Linked DNA regions of Homo sapiens: region 1 is linked to region 2. Evidence: read pairs that join two places in POLR2A ChIA-PET (ENCODE). Cell type or tissue: MCF 10A. All regions are shown on one strand. Links, peaks and the distances in the headings refer to the core of each region. The heading gives the core; the rest is flanking DNA. Region 1 has its middle 420 kb from the start of LINC01435. Region 2 has its middle 350 kb from the start of LINC02661.

What was found. Peaks named below come from ENCODE experiments on the same cell type or tissue, not always from the same donor. Only the 100,000 strongest peaks of a DNase experiment are listed, where the experiment ranks them.
Region 1: POLR2A ChIA-PET joins it to region 2 with 6 read pairs; 1 of 35 experiments calls an interaction of 5 or more read pairs at or near these places.

The regions. Positions count from the first base shown.
Region 1 is chr10:107,652,387-107,655,308 of GRCh38, forward strand. No RefSeq gene overlaps it. Among named protein-coding and RNA genes, the nearest start is that of LINC01435, 420 kb to the right of the region's middle. In MCF 10A, for the core only: no CTCF peak of the experiment used is centred there; a DNase peak (open chromatin) is centred at 1,775.
Region 2 is chr10:109,060,951-109,063,872 of GRCh38, forward strand. No RefSeq gene overlaps it. Among named protein-coding and RNA genes, the nearest start is that of LINC02661, 350 kb to the left of the region's middle. In MCF 10A, for the core only: no CTCF peak of the experiment used is centred there; a DNase peak (open chromatin) is centred at 1,631.

The DNA of each region.
Region 1 (2,922 bases), core at 325-2,824, 1.4 Mb before region 2:
TATCTTCAGCTATAAATATTCTTTATGTTGTAAGGTTTTATGGAAACTGAGACAGATAGAAAGAAGTCAATTATGAAGGCAAGATGGAGAAAGAAGAAAGATATGAACTTTGACTCCTTTCAGCTGGGACATTTTTCCTGCTCATACCCAGATCTTGGAATTTGAAATGAAAAAGATTGTGTGTACATAATTGTGGCAATTTCAAAACATGGACACACATTCCTCAATATTCCTTCCATTAAGAGGTGAGATCTATACCCCGAACTATGGATGTATTTATATTAGCTTTTACCAATTGGGTATGGCAGAGGGGCATTATGTAACTTTCATGTGTAAGCCACATAAAACATACAATGACTTCCTTGTTCACTGACAGAGTCATCCTTAGGGCCATGAGCCACGACATAACAAGTCTGTCTACTCTGATGCTTCCAAGCTGGAAAGGTCTCATGTAGGGTCTCCTGACCACAGGTGTAGCTGAACCCAACTTTCCAGCCATCCTCAGAAAGGTGTCAGGCCTATGAGTGAAGCCATTGTGGACTCTCTAGGCCACTCTGTCTGCCAGCCGTATACCAGAAGTGACTTTTGTCAATGCCACATGGAACAGAAGAATCTCTCAGCCAATGCCTGCCTAAATTCTTGATCCACAAAGATGTGAGCTCTAATGAAGTGGTTGTTATTTTACGCTACTAAAATTTCAAGTAGCAGTGATAGGTAACTGGAACAGTGTGTGCCTGTGTGTTTGTGCTAGGAGAGGGGGATACAGGTAATTCTAATGGCCTTGTCCCAGACATAGAAATTAGCTAACAGGGTGCTAAGGGCAGATGACAATCTTGATTTTAGGATGTGGCTCAGAGCCATCCTTGGTTTCTTTTTCTCATCCATCTTGGCTACCTTAGAGCATAGTGGCCTGAGTGGTTTTCAGATCACCTCATTGAGAAGGCTGGGGTCTGTGTAGAGATAAAGAAGTATGCCTTTCTTACTTATTAGAGTTTTAAAAGTTTTTTATTTTTATTTCTTTTTCAATTACCCAGCAGTCAGGAAAAGCATGTTATTAAATTCTGCCTTCAATTGAGATGGCTTAAAAGGACAGATTTTTATTTTTTTCAGTGAAAATGACAGATGCCATGTTTTTCACTACATGGTGTTCCATTTAAAAAGGAGCAGGAATTTAGAGGTTTTTGGCAGGGCCAAATAATAATTACTATTATTATTATTGATAATGCCAAATTATCATTATCATCAGCAGCAGCAGCATCAAATGTCCCAAATAAATTAATCATCAGAAGAAAACAATAAGCCATATAATCACATTTCCTGCTTGTAACAGTGATAATTGCTCCAGAATAAAACCTAGGCTTTGATGATGGCTAATCATTGCTAGTTAGTCTAAATCTCAGAGAAACAACTCTAAATCTCCTTATACTAGGCAATCCAGCTTGAAGCTGAGTAGAAAACACACACACACATACACACACACTCCGTAGTGGCAGCTTTTCTTTGATGGTGATGAAAGCTGACATATGGCATAGGTCCCATGAGACAAATATTTGAAAACTCGATCTGTGCCTTTAAATTGCCTCTGCACACAAGAAACTTAAACCTAAGTAGGGAGACCACTCTTAGACAAATGTCGTAGTCTAGCTTATACTGCTGTAACAGAATACCCAAGACTGGGTAATTTATAAAGAACAGAGGTTTGCTTGCCTTGTGATTCTGGTGGCTGGAAAGTTTAAGATTGCACAGCCGATCTAGTGAGAGCCTCAGGCTGCTTCAATTCACGGCAGAAAGTGAAAGTGGAGTTGCTGTGTGTAAAGAGATCACATGGCAAGAAAGGAAGCAAGAGAGCAAAAACCAAGGAGGCCAGATTCTTTTCTTTTTCTTTTTTTTTTTTTTTTGAGATGGAATTTCGCTCTTGTCACCCAGGCTAGAGTGCAATGGCATGATCTCAGCTCACTGCAACCACCGCCTCCTGGGTTCAAGCAATTCTCCTGCCTCAGACTTCCAAGCGGCTGGGATTACAGGTGCCCACCACCACACCTGGCTAATTTTTGTATTTTTAGTAGAGACGGGCTTTCACGTTGATGGCCAGGCTGGTCTCGAACTCCTGACCTCAAGTGATCCTCCTGCCTCTTCCTTCTAAATTGCTGGGATTACAGGCGTGAACCACCGCACCTGGCCTCAGATTCTTTTTTAACAACTCGTTCTCTTGCAAATGAATCCATTCCTCTGGAGGAAGAACTTACCCCTTTAGGAGAAAGGTCTTCATCTATTCATAGAAAATCCACCTTCATGACCCAGATACCTCTCACTAGGCCCACCTCTCAACTCTGCTACATTGGGGGTCAAATTTCAACATGAGTTTCGTTGGGGACAAACCACATCCAAACATGTAACAACTGGGGAAACAGGCTCATGACTCCTCATACACAGGAAATGCAATCAGTTTTAGGTGCTTTTGTCTTGGTCTGTAGCACTGCCCAACACAGTGTGGGTCATAAGAAAATAGGTTCCATATTCTGGCTTTAATTCCCATCTTGGCCCCCTAGTTTCTGAGCTATCTTAGATATATTTTATCTCTCTAAAACTTTATGTTACTCTCTGTAAAATAAGGACAATGATATGAGCTACCATATGGCATCTTTTTGAAAAGTAAATGGATTTAATGCAGGAGAAGAACTAACCAGTGTCTGACTTAAGTAAATGTCTAATACGTGTTAGGCAAATAAAGATAAAATGGCAAGGATGGATATGATCAGGTGGAGCCCAATAATTCATATGAGAAGCTACCTCTTAGGGTTATGCCAGGTCAGAGCAAAGGAGGCTGTCTGGAATTTGATTGCGAATCTACACAGGCTACTCAAGAGGAGGAAAGAAGCTAGAGACATCTGCAGCAGAGGGGACCAGATGACAAGGAAGGTT
Region 2 (2,922 bases), core at 177-2,676:
CTGATACTACAGGCATGCGCCACCATGCCTGGCTAATTGTTGTATTTTTAGTAGAGATGGGGTTTCACCATATTGGTCAGGTTGGTCTCGAACTCCTGACCTCGTGATCCACCCACCTCGGCCTCCCAAAGTGCTGGGATTACAAGTGTGAGCCACCGCAGCCAGCCAAGAGCTGATTTTATCATGCAATAAAGTTTTCTACATTCATCATCCTTCGGTTTGGCCATGTGACCTCATTCCTCTTGGGCACCAGACAAGCATTTGGGATGCACCACGTGCAGGTGACCCAAAAGGCTGTCACACTGGCCCTTTGCCCTCGCTGGTAGAGGGCAGCCACCCCACATGATGAGGCAAAAGGCCCACTGAGCTGATAACATACTGCTGTCTGTGGATGGTGGAGCTAAGAGAGCATTGTAACACACCCTCTGGGGCCTTGGGGTGGCAGGCACCCCCACCTGGATGCTGCCACGGGGCCTCACAGAGTTGTGCTGGTGCTGAAGCAGTCAGCTGGTTTTTGCACTCCTATGCTCTCACACTCCCTCCTGCAAGGGGTGGAGACTGGAGGACCTGAGTGAACAGAGGTTGCTCCTGCTGGACCACTGGCCAGTTCCTGTGGTCACTCACTCTGGCTCCCTCACTCGTTAGCTTGTACATTCCCTCCTGCAAGGGGTTGAGCAGGGAGGGCTGAGTAAACAAGGCACCCCTGTCATGAGTCCATTGGAGGGGTCAAGAAAATATCCTGCATTAGTACTTACACAAACCTAGATGGTATAGCCTACTACACACCTTGGCTATGTGGTAAAGCCTATTGCTCCTAGGCTAAAAACCTGTACAGCACTTTACTGTAGTAAATACAGTAGTAGGCAACTGTAACACAGTGGTATTTCTGTATCCAAACATTGAAAAGTTACAGGAAAAAAATACAGTATTATAATGCTACAGGACCACTATCATGATGTGGTCCATTGTTGACAGAAATGTCATTATTCAACAGGACTGTAAATGGTTTTTCCTCAACTTAAAGATAAACAGTAGAAATATAGTTAATTTACTTTATCTTGAGATTAAGAACTCAAGATACCTTGTTACAAAGCTCAGGATTCTGTTGGCTTGGGGCTAATCTTCAGTTCATTTGATGGAGTTAAGGTTGCTTTTAGTGATCAAATGTCGCTTGAACTAGGTGGGATACAGAGGGTACAAACTCTGTGATGTTCAAGAGCACAGTACATGATCCACACTCTGAGCTGGTGGCACACAAGTTCAAGCACGAAGTTCAACCCATCAACTACTTAGTGCTTGTCAAGTTGTTTGTGTTTTCTGGGTTTAAATGGTTTCCTCTTGTCATCAATGGTAGAGCATTTATTTTTTTTTCTGTTACGCCTCATTTTTTTTAAAGTTTGTTTCTTGAAGAGAGAAAAGCATTAATTATTCTCTTTTGTAAGTAGAGAGCTTTAAAACACACTGATAGCTGTCTCTCACATAACTGTTAAAATAAATTTGGCATGAGACTGACCTCATGCTTTCATTTCCTAATAACACATTGCATCCTAAGTTGAGTGTATGTTATTGTAAGAAGTGGCTGTGTCTTAATCACAGCAGCTGAGCCTCAGCCAGTCACAGCCTGCTAACTCATCAGACCATGTCCACATAAGGCAAATGACTCACTACACCATGCCCAAATAAGGCCAAGGCTCAGCTGTAATCAGTCAAGCTGTTTCTGTAATTACTTTTTTTTTCTGTCTATAAATACTGCCTACCCATGATGCTGGGTACAGCTTTCTGAACCTCTCCTGGTTCTCAGTGCTGCCTGATTCATGAGATATTCTTTGCTCAGATAAATTCTGCTAAATTTTCTAAAGTTTGTCTTTTAACACTATCAAAATAATTTTATCCTAGATAAAGCACTTCCTTCCCTTAAATAAGATAAGCAACTGTTAACGTTATGGGTGAAAGCATCCCAACATAACAAAGCCAATTATTTAATTGTCTGTAGGTAGTTTACTGTTGAGGCAAGATGTGCTGAACACTGAGTTTCTACATTTAAAAAAATGTTTATACCCATATTGTGTGAGTGTGTATGTGTGTGTGTGTGTGTGTGTGTACGAAAAGGGAGAGAGACAAGGAACTGCCTGAGACAGGGTCTCACTCTGTTGCTCAGGCTGGAGTGCACTGGTGTGAACACAGCTCACCGCAGCCTTGATCTTCTAGGCTCAATCAATCCTACTACCTCAGTCTCCCTCCTGAGTAGCTGGGACTACAGGTACGAACCACCATGTCTGGCTTTTTTTTTTCTTTTTTAGAGACAGTGGTCCCCTATGTTTCCCAGACAGGTCTTGAACTCTTGTCCTCAAGCAATCATCCAGCCGATACCACCTGATTTTTAATACCTTCTCCAGCTATCCCTTTTAATAACATGTTTGTAGGTCTAGGAAAGTTCCAAACCCTTTAGCCTGAATCTTCAGGAGACTTGGAAATAACACTTAGGCAATGAAGAGTCCTTGTCATAGAGTCCATGGCAGGACTTAAGGAACCTAGCAATTGCCTAAAGTCATATGGAAAAGATTTATCAAATGCAAGTAAGCCCTCCTCTCTCTCTCTCTCTGTCTCTCTCTCTCTCTCTCTCACACACACACACACACACACACACACACACACACACCCCTACACAAATGCACAAATATGTTGCTCTGGGGAGAAGATCCACAACTTCCTCAGGAATCCTAAAAAGTTTCCATAAGCAAAAGAGAGTAACAGCCACTGTTCTAGGTCTGGAGACTAACTTACCATGTGACCTTACACAAATCACTTGGCCATACCATACCGCACTTTCCCCTCCTGTCAAATCATAATGATGTAATTATTTTCTGGCAAACCTTCGAAGTGTGAATATTGAATGATATAAAGGGCTATGTATACATTAAC